2 separate regions of the Homo sapiens genome follow, and region 1 is linked to region 2. A link is an interaction called in ENCODE POLR2A ChIA-PET data of the cell type or tissue named here. Cell type or tissue: Panc1. All regions are shown on one strand.

Evidence for each region. ChIA-PET counts read pairs that join two places held together with the same protein. Peaks named below come from ENCODE experiments on the same cell type or tissue, not always from the same donor. Only the 100,000 strongest peaks of a DNase experiment are listed, where the experiment ranks them.
Region 1: POLR2A ChIA-PET joins it to region 2 with 16 read pairs; 3 of 35 experiments call an interaction of 5 or more read pairs at or near these places.

Annotation. Positions count from the first base shown.
Region 1 is chr2:26,636,296-26,644,295 of GRCh38, forward strand. It overlaps CIB4 (calcium and integrin binding family member 4), which reads right to left and starts at 5,071. Exons shown (of 7, transcript NM_001029881.3): 1 at 4,966-5,071; 2 at 4,238-4,272. The coding sequence starts at 5,019. In Panc1, no CTCF peak of the experiment used is centred here; no DNase peak of the experiment used is centred here.
Region 2 is chr2:26,732,210-26,740,209 of GRCh38, forward strand. It overlaps KCNK3 (potassium two pore domain channel subfamily K member 3), which reads left to right. Exons shown (of 2, transcript NM_002246.3): 2 at 1-1,211. Among named protein-coding and RNA genes, the nearest start is that of SLC35F6, 28 kb to the right of the region's middle. RefSeq lists enhancers at 5,725-6,225, 6,226-6,726. In Panc1, no CTCF peak of the experiment used is centred here; no DNase peak of the experiment used is centred here; H3K27ac peaks cover 4,985 bases.

The DNA of each region.
Region 1 (8,000 bases), 96 kb before region 2:
ACTTCTTTCCTGCAAGTCTTTTTGTTTTTCCCAGAATGAATAATCACTTTCAGTTTTTTGCCTTGGTTTTTGTGTGCCTATCTTTATTTCATCTCCAAACTTTCTGCAGAAATAAGTACCTCTCAATATGGTATCTAGATAGATTCATTTTGTCTCTTAGAGACACCACTCTTGGAACCCCTGACTCCCTAATTCTAATCTGGACTGATTGCTTTCCAGGCCGACTGTCCTGCTGTCATCCTTCAGCTTCCCTTCACTATCTTCCTTGTAATTCGTTTTGCCTCTAGGTTGAAAGCCTTTGTTTCCCCGATCCTGGGTCTTCTTTTTTCTTGGTTTACTCGCTAGTTTTAATGAAGCACATCTCCCAAAAGCTTCCTATGAAAAGGTCCATAAGAGATGATTTTTTTAATTTGCATGACAAAAAGTATTGTTATCCTGCCCTGACTCTTGATTAATGGCTTAGCTAGAACTTATTTCTAGATTGAAATTTTTTCCTTAGAATTTTGAATGTGTTTAGCCACTGTCTTCCAACATAAGTCCAAAGCTATTCTCATTCCTGATTCTCTGTAGTCTGTTTTGCTCTCCGTGGAAGCACTCAGGATCTTCTCATCATCTCTGCCAGTCTGAAATGTCATGATGGCATGACTTAGTGTGTGTAGGCCGTTTTTTATTCTTTCCTCAAATACCTGGTGTCCCTTAGCTTTCGATTTCTACTTACAGGGAGGCTCTAAAATGCTGACCAGAAGCTCACCCTGCTCTTCATCATGCTGGTGGCCCTGAGTCAGGGGCCTGTCTGGCTCCAGCTCTCCCCAGATGGTTAGCTCCTGTCTTCCGCTGGGGCAGGGCAGGGGTGCCAAGTTGATTGTGGATTGCAGAGGGAGAGAGAAGGAATCACATAAGACTTTCAATCTGCCTTTCTGTTTTCACCTGATCCTGCATCCTGGCATTTGGAGGTTCCTGAGCCTTTCTGCGTTCTCGATTCCATCATCCAACCCCTGCAGGCAAAATTCTTTCAACTTTCTATTCAGCTAAGTCTGCGTCATGGGTCTATCTGCTTTGCACTTGTAAAATTTTTGTTGACCTCTCTCATCTGCTGTCATTGCTTGTGTTCTCTTTGTCCTTATGGGTTTCTTTCTTCTTCTTTTTGTTTTTTTTAATTCCTTTACTCTCCTTTTAGTAAACAGAGGTCAAAGAAAATGCTCTATTCTCCACGTAACTGGAAGCCCCCTGAACTTTGCTTTCTTAACTTAATAATATACCTTGGAGATGGCTCTATATCAAACAGAAAGCTCTTCCCCTCCTCTCTAAGGGCAGTCTTCCACAGAGGGATGAATCAGCACTTACTTCACCTGTGTCCTCTTCATGCAAGTGGAATGGCTGGGTCAAGGTGTACTTCTCATTTTGAACTGGGACATTTCAGCATCTCCTGCCTTCGCTGGTCCTCTTCCACTCTTCAAAGCTCTTGACAGCTATTCCACATTCTCAGCTGCTTCCCAGGCTGTGGTCTCCTGGGTCTGGAGACTCCCCTTGGTTTAAAGCAGCAGAGGGCTCTCACTGGTATCACCTTCCCATTTGAGAGTTTCTGCACTGCTGTCCCTGGCCCCACTAGTGCTTCTCACTCTGTCTTATCTGAAGGTGTCCAAGTAATAGGAGTTGGATACTTTGCCCTCTACTCTGCCTTCCTTATGCAGTGGCGTCCCCAACCCCACCACCCCCAGCGCTGACGCACGCCGGCCTTTGAGAGTGGGAGCCTCCTGAGCAGGAGCTACCCAGGGGCAGGCACAGGCCCTTCATGCTCAGGAATGGGTCTCTCAAGAGAAGGGGCAGGACAGAAAGAGCTTTAAGAACTGCTTGTTAGAGAAGTTTGCACTGAACCATGAACCGTGAACTGTGAACTGGAGCCTTCCCTGGCAGCACTCACAGGGACCCACCTCCCCAACACAACGCGGAGCCAAACTGTGCTCTTCTCCGGGGAAAGGCACCTTCCACAGGGATGGAAACAGACTGGAAACAGGATCTGGGAGGAGGTCGTCTCAGGTCCTGGGTGGGAGGTTCAGAAGGGAGGCGTCCATAAGCATGGCTCGCTTCCAAGGAACTCTTTCTCCGAAGGCCAAGGCAGAACAAATGAAAATGGAGGATCGATGTTCGAGAGAGAGCCTGAACCCTTCCCATACTCCTCTCACTCCTCTCGTCCACCACCCCATGCTCTCTCCTGGCATATAGGAGGAACCCCAGGGGTGGATCCATGAATGCCATTTGAAGCCCCTGGGTTAGAAAGAGGGGCAGGCATGGCCATGCCCCCTTGCTGAGAGTACAAACTGGTGCAACTCCTTTGAAGGACAACATTGTCTCACCCATCGAAGTTCTAAAATGTAGGCCGGGTGCAGTGGCTCACCCCTGTAATCCCAGCACTTTGGGATGCCAAGGTGGGAGGATCACTGGAGGTCAGGAGTTTGAGAACAGCCTGGCCAACATGGTGAAACCCTATCTCTACAGAAATACAAAAATTTGCCGGGCGTGGTGGCAGGCACCTGTAGTCCCAGCTACTCAGGAGGCTGAGGCAAGAGAATTATTTAAACCAGGGAGGCACAGGTTGCAGTGAGCCAAGATTGCACCACTGCACTCTAGCCTGGGAGACAGAGCAAGACTCTGTCTCAAAAAAAACCCCAAAAGCTTAAAAAAAAAAAAGGTACAGAACAGTATGAAGGGATAAATGCAACCATGTGAATGGGGTAAAAGGAGGATAAATGTGTTGGCTTATGTATGGAAAATTCTTCCAGAAGGCTAGATGGTAAGACAAACCAACAGTGAGCAGAGGCGGCCTTGAGGGAAAAGGACTGGGAGGAGAGAATGGAGACATTTTCTTTTCACTTAGAACTTTTACACTATTTGAATTTTCTTTTTTTTTTTTTAAATTATATTTTAAGTTCTGGGATACATGTGCAGAACATGCAGGTTTGTTACATAGGTATACACATGTCATGGTGGTTTGCTGCACCCATCAACCTGTCATCTACATTAGATATTTCTCTTCATGCTATCCCTCCCCTAGACCCCCACCCCCCAACAGGCCCCAGTGTGTGATGTTCCCCTCCCTGTGTCCATGTGTTCTCATTGTTCAACTCCCACTTATGACTGAGAACCATTATTTGAATTTTGAATTTTCTAGCCAGGTAGCATTTTTTTTTAGATTTCATTTTATTTTTATTCATGTGATACTTTTCAGAAAATTTCAATAGAGGTTATATGGGTAGTAGGATATGGGTCATTTGGAGTTATGTCATATTTTTCTATATTTAAAAAAGTGAGTGAATATTATTTTCAAAAGGGAAACAATGTCACTGGGTGACAGCCCCTGGTTAGCTCCCCGTGCCCTGGCCATCCCCCATCCTCATTTGTGCCTGGAGAGTCTTGCACTTGTGACAAAGTTGTTACCTGCCACCACCAGACCCTGAGTGGGAAATGTGGCTTCCGTGTGGTGACTGGGGAGGGTTAGTCCAAGCAAAGATGATGAGAGGGAACCTTCCCCCACCTTCCCCTGAAAGTGTCTTGGTGAGCTCCTTTATTCATCTAACAGGTTTTGTTGGGCACCTGGCTTGGCCCAAACACACAAACACACACACACCTCTCACACTATTCACTCTCCCCCACAGCCCCACGAGAAGGGTATTTGGCCACCTCCACGTTGAATGAAGTTTCTTCCCCACTGGACAGCGGTCCGCATGACAACAGGGAGCGGGGCTGCTCACCACCCCACCCTCAGGGCCTCCACGAGGCCAGCACATCACAGGCACCGGAGAAAGGGCAGGGAGGGAGGGAGGGAGGGAGGGAGGTGGAGAGGGAAGTCTGGGCTTCAGTCATGCATCCAAGTTTACCCAGCCAGTGGACAGCCAAAATGGGCTTCAGACATAAGTTCCCCAAGTCCTTTCCTTGTTCTCCTCATTATTCCAAAGAGGTTCTGTCCAGCTCCATGATCCTCTGAAGAAACCTCACTTTGGATCCCAGTAAAAGGTTAGCAGCCTAAAGCCTGGTGTCTCATTCAGCTCCAGTGGGGCTCTGCGGATCGTGGCCCCTGGGCCCTCCCATCCCTGCCTGCCGTGTCCCAGCCCCATCTCCAGGGCTGTGTGGCTCTGAGCAGGGACCACACTCAGGGACCAGCGTGAGGCTGTATTAGGGCAAGAATCCAGCTCAGAGGGAGGAGCTGGGAGAAGGAAAGAGGGGCGGGGCTTCTACTCACCACAGAATTTCATTTCTGGTCAGGAAGGTCAGGGCCTGCAACAAATCACAGAGAAGCGACGTGTCCACTCCATTCATCCCTGCTGTGGCCCCTGGGGAGTGGCGCAATTCAGAGGCTGGGGAGGAAATGCCCATTCTTTTGCTGCACAGCTGGGGGAACCCCAGGTTGAGGTGGATGCCTGAGGTGGCAGCAGGAGAGGAAATGGTGCTCTTTCTTACCCCCTAGTCTCTTACAGCCCTGGGAAGGAGGGCATTGGCACAGATGTGGAGAGCAGATCAGAGACAAGAGTGAAACTCTGGGCTCTGGTGCAGGAGACAGATGGAGGAAGGTAACCTTAGAGATCTCATCTGGGCCACATGGATGCAGATTTAGCAAAGAGAGGGACCACCGCTACCCCGCCTGGTAAACTCTAGAGCAAGCTTGTCCAACCCACGGCCTGCAGGCCACATGCAGCCCAGGACAGCTTTGAATGGGGTCCCAACACATATTTGTAAACTTTCTTAAAACATTATCAGATTTTTTCGTGATTTTTTTTTATTAGCTCATCAGCAAGCATTAGTGTTAGTGTATTTTATGTGTGGCCCAAGACAATTCTTCTTCCAATGTGGCCCAGGGAAGCCAAAAATTGGACACCCCTGCTAGAGCGTCAGGAAGGAATTTTCCCATTCATTCCACCTGCTTTAGGAAGCTCCCACCTCTGCCCAGAGTCCCTAGCCCGATCTACCCACCTGGTACTCTTCCAGGTCCTCCCAGTGCATCTGATACCTCAAGCATTGCCCCATGCCAACCACACCTTTCTGTCTGCCAGCAGTAGAACCTCAGCCTCAAGGACTCGCCAGCTGAGGCACCTCGTTGATCCAGTTGCCATGGTGACCTACATTCCACCTTCTGCCCATTCCACCTGAGTTACTGAGTTGGCAAAGAAACAAATTCTTTTCATTCCCATTCCACCTGAGTTGCTGAGTTAGCAAAGAAGCAAATTATTTTCAATCCCAAAGCTAAGAGGCATCAGTCCCATACAACAAGCAGAAAGGCAGTCCAAAGATGGGGCTGAGAGTCACACTGTCAGCTCAGGAGTCACAGTGCCTGGGCTCCAATCCCAGATCCACCCCATTGTAACCTGGGACAAGCTCTTCAATATCTGTGTGTCTTAGTTTCCTCATCTGTAAGTGGGGATGATAATCATGGGATTGTTGTGAGGATTGACGAATACAGGGAATAATGTCAGGCACATAGTAAGTGCTCAATAAATGCTAGCTATTTGAACCACAACCTAGCTGGGCATGGTGGCTCACGCCTCTAATCCCAATACTTTGGGAGGCCAAGTCTGGTGGATCACTTGAGGTGAGGCGTTTGCTACCAGCCTGGCCAACATGCAGAAACCCTGTCTCTACCAAAAAATACAAAAATTAGCTGGCATGGTGGCATGACCTGTAGTCCCAGTGACTCCAGAGGCTACGATGGGAGAATCGCTTGAACCTGGGAGGTAGAGGTTGCAGAGAGCCAAGATCGCACCACTGCACTCCAGCCTAGGACCCTGTCTCAAAAAAACAAAAAAACCCTACAACCTGCTGGGTGCAGAGGTGCACACCAGCACACCTGTAGTCCCAGCTACTCAGGAGGCTGAGGCAGGAGGATCGTTTGAGCCCAGGAGTTCATGGCTGCAGTGAGCGATGATCATACCACTGCACTTCAGCCTGGGTGACAGAGCAAGACCTTGTCTCTAACAAATCAAAATAAAAAATAAACAAGGAACCACAACCCCAGGACTATGCCAGGCATGGGGATGCCGAAATATATCAGCATAGATCCAACCTCAGGGAGTGGCCCAAAAAGTACAGAAAAGGGCGTTCCACCCCATCAGTCAGGGTCTCTGCAGGAACAAAGGGCACCATCAAATCAGGATCATGTGAAAAGGGTCTAAAAAAAGGACTCTCCACAAAGATGTGTTCAGGGTGTAGGGAAGTCACATGGATAACTGGATAACACAGACTCCTGAGCCCAACAACAAAGAGCTGCTACCCGACCCAGCACCACCCACCTGGAAGCACCACCCCAGCCCCACTCTCTCCTCTTTCTGTGATCTCCTACAGGGAAGAGAACAGGGCGGAGCAGGATGGGCAGACAGAGACAACGTCCAGCACAGGCATCAACATCACAGGCCAGGAGGGCCTTCCAGAAGCCATCACTCCCTCCCCTGCCTCCAGGAGGGTCTGCACACCCACCTTTGTCATGAAAGGCTGGTCTCCTTGTTCTAGAACACATCTTCCCTATGCTCTCCTGAGTAAACATCCCAGTGATTCTCTGATGACGCTTATTTATATCTCTGAAGTGCAACTGCCTGCTTTTTCTTTGACTGTCCTCCATGGGGATAGAGCCTGGCAGAAGGAAACCCGGGGCCCTCATTCCTTCATCTGCTCACCAGACACAGGTAGAATATCCACAGTGTGCCAGGGACTTGGCTTGACCCTGGGAGAGAGAGGACTGAACATGACTTCAACCCTCAAGGAACGTATGCTCTTCATGCTCTTTTAAGGGAGTAAGAAAAAAAAAAAAAAAAAAGAAATGTGTGCTCACCACACACACACACATACACACACACACATATATACACACACTAAAGCAGATGGAGGCAGATGTCACAGACGGGGAAGAGTACAGAGTTACGAGTGTTTAGAAGAGGAAAGGCTTGCTGGGCACCAAGCTTTCATGTAGGTGGTGGCATTTAAGTTGCTGTTATCATGCGGTGGTTAAGAACATGGGCTCTGAAATCTGAAAGGCCTGGCAGCATCTCTTCTTACTGCATCACCTCAAGCAAGTCATAAAATACTGTAAGCCTCAGTTTCCTCATCTGTAAAAGGGGAATGATAAATCCCTACTTCATAAGTATTGCAGGCATAAAATAAAATGATGGGTGTATGTGAAGCTCTTATTTAGCAAGATACCTGCTATGTATTGAGTTCTCAATAAAGGGTAAATTACCAGCCTGGCTAACATGGCGAAATCCCATCTCTACTAAAAATACAAAAATTAGCCAGGTGTGGTGGCGTGTGTCTGTAGTCCCAGCTACTGGGGAGGTTGAGGTATGAGAATCGCTTGAACCCAGGAGGTGGAGGTTGCAGTGAGCCAAGATCGTGCCTCTGTACTCCAGCCTGGGTGACAGAGTGAGACCCTGTTTCAAAACAAACAAAAATAAGGGTAAATTATATTACTACTTTTAAAAGTTGGGCCTGGGCCGGGCATGGTGGCTCATGCCTGTAATCCCAGCACTTTTGGAGGCCGAGGCAGGCAGATCACCTGAGGTCAAGAGTTCGAGACCAGACTGATCAATATGATGAAGCCCCATCTCTACTAAAAATACAAAAATTAGCCGGGCATGATGGCATGCACCTGTAATCCCAGCTACTCAGGAGGCTGAGACAGGAGAATCTCTTGAACCCAGGAGGCAGAGGATGCAGTGAGCCAAGATCTTGCCATTGCACTCCAGCCTGGGCAACAAGAGTGAAATTCCACCTCAAAAAAAAAAAAAAAGAGTTAGGCCTGGAAGGAAGGGTAGGACTTTTGCAGGCTAAGCCAGTGGTCAAACCCCATCTTCTGCTAACCCCTTTGAGCTTCTACCATCGTTGATTAAGCAGCTTCTATCTGCCAGGTGTGTGCATGTAAACTGTCTACATTCAGGCTCAAGCAGCTCATTGAGGGCAGTAGGGTGTCCTTGCTTCTTTGCTCTAGGGAAGGCGGAGGCTGGTGAGGTGAAGTGACGCTC
Region 2 (8,000 bases):
AGCACACAGCTCTGTACCTATCTAGCTCCATGCCTATCTATCTGCCTACCTTTCACAAAATAATTCTTAGCAACCCTGCTACAGCCAATGATTCTAATACGTTCTGTTCTATTGCATGTTATAAAATGCTGGTCACGATCCACTAAATTGATGTCTCTACCTGCTAATGGTTTAATACCTGCAGATTGAAATATACTGGAGAAATAAAGAGAGTGGGAGTAGGGACACTTTCTCCCAGTGCCCACACCGCCCCTCGTTACCCGCATAGGTCAACTGAAAGATACAGAGAGGGAAGCTTTGATGGGGGGTTCAGAGTTCAAAGGAAGAAATGATGGCACCTGCACTCCCTGCCCCCAGAGGCAGGACACAGCCAGCCCTCCTGTGACAGCACTCCTGGCAGCTCCTTGTTGGCCTGCAGCCCTCAGGGGGCTTAGTTGCCATTGACTCACCCACTCCTAAGGCCACCACATCAAAATCTGAGGCTTACTGCCCTGTCCCACCTGCCTCTGTCTTTCTTAAAACAGCTAAATGCAACAATAGCAGAAATTAGCTTGTTTTTGAGGTTGGCAATGACCAGTTCAAGGTGACTCTTATTTTCTTAAGCAGTGCTTGCAGGACATAAATGTGATGACACTTGCCCTCCTTTCTTTATCGCCTGGGACAGACTTTACAAACAGACCTGGGAGAAGTCCCCTAAGGGGCTGCATTTATCCCCATCTCCCTAGGGGTGATCAGCATTGTGACAGCTGGGCAGAGCAGTGGTGAACTGCACCCATGTCCCTGCTCACATCTCCTAAGATCTCAGAATTGCCTGAGGTTCTAGCGTGGGCTCCTTCTCTCCAGATGATGCCATCCCCACCCCCCTCATTTCCACACAGCATCTGAGGCATCCTGCACTAAAAGATATATGTACAGCAAAACAAAAATAGAAAACCAGCACAGCAGAGTGGAGGTGGGGTATAAATATACCCAGATCCCCGCTGATTTGGTTACTCGGGGTGAGCATCAGATGGAAATAGAAGTTTCCGGGGGCCAAGAGAGAAAGAGGGATGTAACGACAATTCTTTTCAAAACGTGTCCCATGGTATGCCTCGTGGAAAAAATGGTTCGTTGGTCAAATGAATTTGGGAAAATGCTGTCAATATCACCGACTCATGGAGCTTCGCAAGGCATCTTAGCTTAATAAAGGTTATGAAAAGTCTTGCAGCAAAGATGCTGTTTACCCCTGCTTAATCCAGCACTGCCCAAACTCATTCCAAATACCAGAGCCTCTGTTTGCACGACATCTCTCCGAGCCCTGTATGTCACAGCACATGCTTTGGGAAATGCTGATCCATCGAAATCTCACTGATGAAGAGAGAAGGCTGATCCTTCCTCCTCACCCCACACTAAATTATAAAAGAAGTTTAGCTTGCAAGTCCTTCTATAAGTGAAGACTACAACAATATAAAATACATATGTTATTCTCAATTGCGTGCCAGATTCGACCAAGGCTCAAAGCAGCCCGCTTGCTCAATATCAGGCAGTGAATTGATGGCAAAGCGGGGATTTGAACACAGGCCGATGGCTGCGAGGCATATGCTCTTACCCACCTGCTGTGTACTGTCCCATGATGATCCACATCTTCAGCAAAGGTGTGGCAGAAGTTCAGAGCTATTTATGATGTGGTCATTTCTTATTCAGAACCTCGGTGAGAGAGGAGGCTGTAATCTAAAGATGTCATCCTTCAAAGATGACAGATTCCATTGGAGCTAAGAAATCCTATTCTGGCCGGGTGCGATGGCTCACCCCTACAATCCCAGCACTTTGGGAGGTAGAGGTGGGCAGATCACCTGAGGTCAGGAGTTTGAGACCAGCCTGGCCAACATGGAGAAACCCTGTCTCTACCAAAAATACAAAAATTAGCTGGGTGTGGTGGCGTGCACCTGTAATCCCAGTTACTCAGGAGGCTGAGGCAGGAGAATCACTTGAACCTGGGAGGCGAAGGTTGCAGTGAGCCGAAATCATGCCACTGCACTCCAGCCTGGGCGACAGAGTGAGACTCTGTCTCAAAAAAAAAAAAAAAAAAAAGAAAGAAAGAAAGAAAAGAAATCCTATTTTACCTCAGGCCCTCACATTCCCACATTTAGCTCTTTCTGCAGGCTCAGCATTTCCCCCTACCCCCAAGCCCAGTAGCCTTCCCATAACTTATCTCAGGAAGCTAGAGGCAAGAGAGGGTTGTCCAGGGCCAGGGAAGGATGTGTTTAGGACAGACAAGTTGGCAGAAGAAAGAGGCACTGCCGACAGTGACCAAGCCAAGCTCCCTCCCTTGCAGCTCACATCACCATTTCCATTGAGCAGCACAAAGCTGTGGCCCCCTCTCAATCCCAAAGCTGGATTCAGGTAAGAAGTTGGAATGACTCTGTTTCTCAGGTAACCCCTGAAAAGTTCAATCTGTCGTGGACTCAGTACCTTCCTCTTGCCCAGTGAGGAAGGAGCCTTGATGCTGGAACAACAGCATCTTTTATTATTATTATTATTATTATTATTATTGAGATGGAGTCTTGCTGTGTTGCCCAGGCTGGAGTGCAGGGGCATGATCTTGGCTCACTGCAAACTCCACCTCCCAGGTTCAAGCAATTCTCCTGTCTCAGCCTCCCAAGTAGCTGGGATTACAGGCGCCCATCACCACACCCGGCTAATGTTTGTATTTTTAGTAGAGACAGGGTTTTACCATGTTGGCCAGGCTGGTCTTGAACTCCTGACCTCAAGTAATCTGCCCGCCTCAGCCTCCTAAAGTGCTAGGATTACAGGCGTGAGCCACCGAGTCCGGCAGCCATTACTTTTTCTCAAAGGTTGCAAAGATACACACACACACACACACACACTCACTCAGATAATTGTTCCAGCTCCTGTTTCAGAGGAAGGGATTTTGGTTCGAAGTGGAAGTGACATATTCAAGGTCATGAAGCGAGATAATGGTGTAGCCAAAATTAGTATCCACATAGCCCAACTTTCCAACACACACACACACACACACACACACACCAGTAAGGGCCCAGCCTTCTCTGACTCTGATTTCAGATGAAAACTGCTAATCTCTGAGGTTGAGTCACTCTGATGCTGGAAATTTACCACATCCACATCTGGACAAACACAGAGACTCACACTCCTGCCTCTCAGTCTCCCAGCTGCAGGGGAGGGCCTCGTGGGTGGTGCCAGCCCCTTAGGGCAAGGACTGTGATGGAATTGACCTCCGTGACCCTCTCTGGCCAGTGAACAGCACCCCCTCGAGAATCCATATGAACAGCATTTTGCAGTTACAGAGCTCTCACATCACTCTCTCATTTGATCATCAGAACAACACTGTGGGGCTGGGTGCGGTGGCTCACACCTATAATCCCAGCACTTTGAGAGGCCAAGGTAGGCAGATCACCTGAGGTCAGGAGTTCAAGACCAGCCTGGCCAACATGGCGAAACCCCATCTCTACTAAAAATACAAAAATTAGCCAGGCGTGGTGGCGGACACCTGTAATCCCAGCTACTTGGGAGGCTGAGGCAGGAGAATTGCTTGAACCCAGGAGGCGGAGGTTGCAGTGAGCCGAGATTGCGCCATTGCACTCTAGTCTGGGTGACAACAGCAAAACTCTGTCTCAAAAACAAAAAACAAAACAAAACAAAACAAAAAGAACAACGCTGTGGTTTAAGTGAGGATTAACACCCCTGTTTTACAGATTACAAAACTACAGTTTAGAAAGACCCAAGGTCCTGCAGGCAGGGACTGTTCCACATTCACCCTGTATGTGAAGCACTGGGCAGAGCCACAGGCATTTCCATGGTGATGGATGTGCTGGGCCAGGGCTGCAGCCCAGTCACAATAGCTCTGGGCCAGCAGTGTCCCGCTGTTCACCAGCCTCCCAGCTCACTGGGCAGCTTCCCATGGGTGGAGGAGCCCCCAGGTGGACACGGTTCACAGAACCCATCATCCAAAGGAGACAGGAGTTAGGAACACTTCACCCACTTCACCACATGTCCTGAGCAAACCCTGCCCAGAGCCTAGACTCGCGACCAACGGCAGCAAAATGTTCAGCCAATGACCTCTGCCCTTTGGCTGGAGGAGACCAAGGTTCCTGGGGAAAAGGTCATGCCTTTGACCGGGCTGACTCCCCAAATCAACACTCTCCCACAGTTGTTTCCTGGAAGAGGAAACACGTGACCAGGCCACTACTGACTATGGAATACATGCTGGACAATGGGAGTGAGAGGGCCCCCAGAGACCCTTGCCACCTTTCCCCATGCTCTTTGCCCTTGTTCAAACAGGCACTGGGAGCAGAGCAGTGAGCTCATTTCAAAGTAGACATCCAACCTGGGAAAAAGATGCCATCTCCCCTTCCTGCAGTTTCTATGAGTGATACCTGGGAGCCTGCAGCTCCAACTCTGCCAGGTTTCCTCTCTGAGGCTGACAACCCACAACTAGAGGGATCCTCCTTCTTTTCTTTTAGTTATCCAGGCTGGGGAGAACTGAGAGCATCTCTTTGTCCTTGGCTGTGCATACTGGTGGCAAATTCCAAGACAAGAGAAAAAATCAGTGTCTGTTAACCTTTTTTTTTTTTTTTTTTTTGAGATGGAGTCTCACTCTGTGGCCCAGGCTGGTGTGCGGTGGCATGATCTCAGCTCACTGCAACCTCCGCCTCCCGGGTTCAAGCAATTCTCTTGCCTCAGCCCCCTGAGTAGGTGGGATCACAAGCACCTGCCACCACACCTGGCTAATTTTTGTATTTTTAGTAGAGACGGGGTTTCGCCATGTTGGCCAGGCTGGTCTTGAACTCCTGACTTCAGGTGATCCGCCCGCCTCCACCTCCCAAAGTGCTGGGATTGCAGGTGTGAGACACCATGCCCAGCCTGTTACCTTTTGAGCCAGGCCTCTCCTGTGCCGAAGCTGAGCAGTTACCCTTTTTAATATCAGCGCCAGACTGCACTTTAGTGCCACTGAGCAGCTCCAGGCCTTTGATGAGGCTTCAGGTGTTGAAGCCTGGTTCCACATTAAATCTCTTCCTGCTCTCTCCTGGCCCCACATCACCCACTAATTTGGTAATATAGCCTTCTGTGCCATTACTCAAGCCTTTGATGAAAATATCAGAGGACAGAATCAGATAAGGGACCCTTAATTCAGGGTGACATTTATTCTGGCGTGTTCTTGGTGAACTGTTGCTGGCTCTGGCTACTCATCACTCCTTTTATCTGTTCTTGAAAATTATCTGTTTAATCAAAGCCAGCAGGTGGCTGGGCTCCAGTCACATCAGCACAGCTTCCTAGTCCCTAGATGTCAGTGACCTGGAGATTTGAACTTGCTAAAGATAGAAGGTGCTTCCTGGCTGGGCGCGGTGGCTCATGCCTCTAATCCCAGCACTTTGGGAGGACAAGGCGGGCAGATCACGAGGTCAGGAGTTCGAAACCAACCTGACCAACATGGTGAAACCCTGTCTGTACTAAAAATACAAAAATTAGCAGGGAGTGGTGGTGCGCACCTGTAATCCCAGCTACTCAGGAGGCTGAGACAGGAGAATCGCTTGAACCCAGGAGGCGGAGGTTGCAATAAGCCGAGATTGCGCCACTGCGAGACTCTGTCTCAAAAAAATAAAAATAAAAATAAAAATAAAAAAGGCACTTCCTTCCCTGACTAAGCTTTCACCCTTTCTCCCCCAGCCACCACCACTTTATCTGGGCTTCTTCATTTAGCCAAGCTCTGCCCAGCCCAAACCCCATCCCTAGCTCCTGACCTGGGCATGGCCCTTCCCAGCCCGTTCCCAGCTCAGACTTGAGCCCCTTCCTCTCTCAGGCACCTGTCCTGTCCTTGAAGAGAGGGAGCAAGAGGGCTGTCCCTTATCACTCAGGACAGCCTCCAAGGACTGAAATGTGCCACAGGAAACTTGATGGCCAGGGCTCTTAGATCAGTTGGGGCTGAGGTGTGTGGAGCAAACAATAGATATGAAGCATGTGCGAGGAGCTGGGCTAGGAGTGCTACTCAATTCTCCCAACACCCCTGCAGAGGGAGGTACAATTATCCCCATCCAGAGGTGAGGAGACTGGGGCTCAGGGAGGTCACCTTACTTATCCAAGGTCACCCAAGTGGCAGAACCAGGTTTCGAATCCAAGGCCACATGGCTCCACCTTCCACATCCATCCAGCCACCACAGTCTCTGGCCCTTGGGGCCACATTGTTTTCTTTGCCTTCCCAGGTGTGCCCCCCAACCTCATCCCTGCCCCTGAGCAAATGGGGATCCCAGATGCTGCTTCAGCAGCTTCTGGAAGGCAGAGTAAGCCAGAGCCCATCCCTTCCTGATCCTCCCTTCCCAGAGGGAGCAGCAGGTTGGTGGGGTGACATCAGGCTGTGGGGGAGCCACTTCATTGTTCCTGAGACCGAAGTGATTTGGAGTTAATCTCCAAATCTGGTGCCACAGACACAATAGGAACCCACTGCCACCGCCCCCTCCAGCCTTATCATGGTGAACAGATGGGCAGACCCCTCTCCGGGGTCTAAGTAGGGCATTGCTGAGGTTGCTGGGAGGCAGGGAGGGAGGCCAGTTGGCCATGGTGGGGGAAGGGGACAGTGGAGACAGTAGGGGTGGGACAAACCCAGCCCCACCCCACCCTTCCCTAGCCCCCCAGGGTGGATGGGATTCAAGCGTCAGCGCTCTGCTGCCACAATGGGCTGGCTCCAGCAGATCCTCAACACGCATTTCAGGGGACCCATGCACCCAGTCAGGCGACCATACAGACAATGCTTCAGGTCCTTTCTAGCTCCAAATTCTGTAGCCTAAGCTCACCGGAGCTGAGGGTCTACAAACTTACCACTTGAATTCCAGAATGAGGCTTGGGCAGTGCAGAGCCCAGCACCCCCAGGTCCTGAGCAGGCCCAGCCTCTGCCATTGGCCCTCACTGTCACAGGAGCACAGCATTAACAGAGAAAAATGAAGGAAGCCAACTGTTAAAGCCAAGGGCCCCTAGGAACTGTGAGTCCAATGCTTCATGTTTCAGAAGAGAACAGTAAGACAAAGAGGGGAGGGAGGACGGGCGCGGTGGCTCACGCCTATAATCCTAGCACTCTGGGAGGCCAAGGCAGGCAGATCACCTGAGGTCAGGAGTTCGAGACCAGCCTGGCCAACATGATGAAACCCCGTCTCTACTAAAAATACAAAAAAGTTAGCCGGGCGTGGTGGCGGGTGCCTGTAATCCCAGCTACTCGGGCGGCTGAGGCAGGAGAATCACCTGAACCCAAGAGGTAGGGTTGTAGTGAGCCAAGAATGCACCATTGCACTCCAGCCTGGGCGACAAGAGTGAAACTCCGTCTCACAAAAAAGAGGGAGGGAATGGGCCTCTGGGCTCCCTGGCTAGCGCTCTCCCCTATCTGCACCAGCTTCAAAACTCTATCTGTAACAGGCCAAAACTGGAAACAGCCTGCGTGTCCATCCACAGGGAAATGGATACATTAGCCGGGTATATGTGTGGCAAGGAATACAATACAGCCATGAAGAGGAAGAAGCTATTGAAACACACAAAAAGCAGAAGGAGTCAGACAAACAGGGGCACATATGGAAGGATTCCATTACTCTAAAGTTCCGGAAAACAGAAGCTAATCTAGAGGGGCAGAAAGCAGATGAACAGTTGCCCTGGCCCAGGGGAGGAGGCTGGGATTAAAAAGGTGAGCAGGCCAGGCGCAGTGGCTCACGCCTGTAATCCCAGCACTTTGGGAGGCCGAGGCGGGTGGATTCCTTGAGCCCAGGAGTTCAAGACCAGCTGGGCAACATAGTGAGACCCAATCTCTACTAAATAATCAAAAAAATTAGCCAGGTGTGGTGGCACGCACCTATGGTCCCAGCTACTCAGGAGGCTGAGAAAGGAGGATCACCCGAGCCCAGGAAGTCTAGGCAGCAGTGAGCCATGATTGTGCCACTGCACTCCAGCCTAGATGAGAGTGAGACACTGTCTCAAAAAAAAAAAGTTGAGGGGGCAGGGGGCGG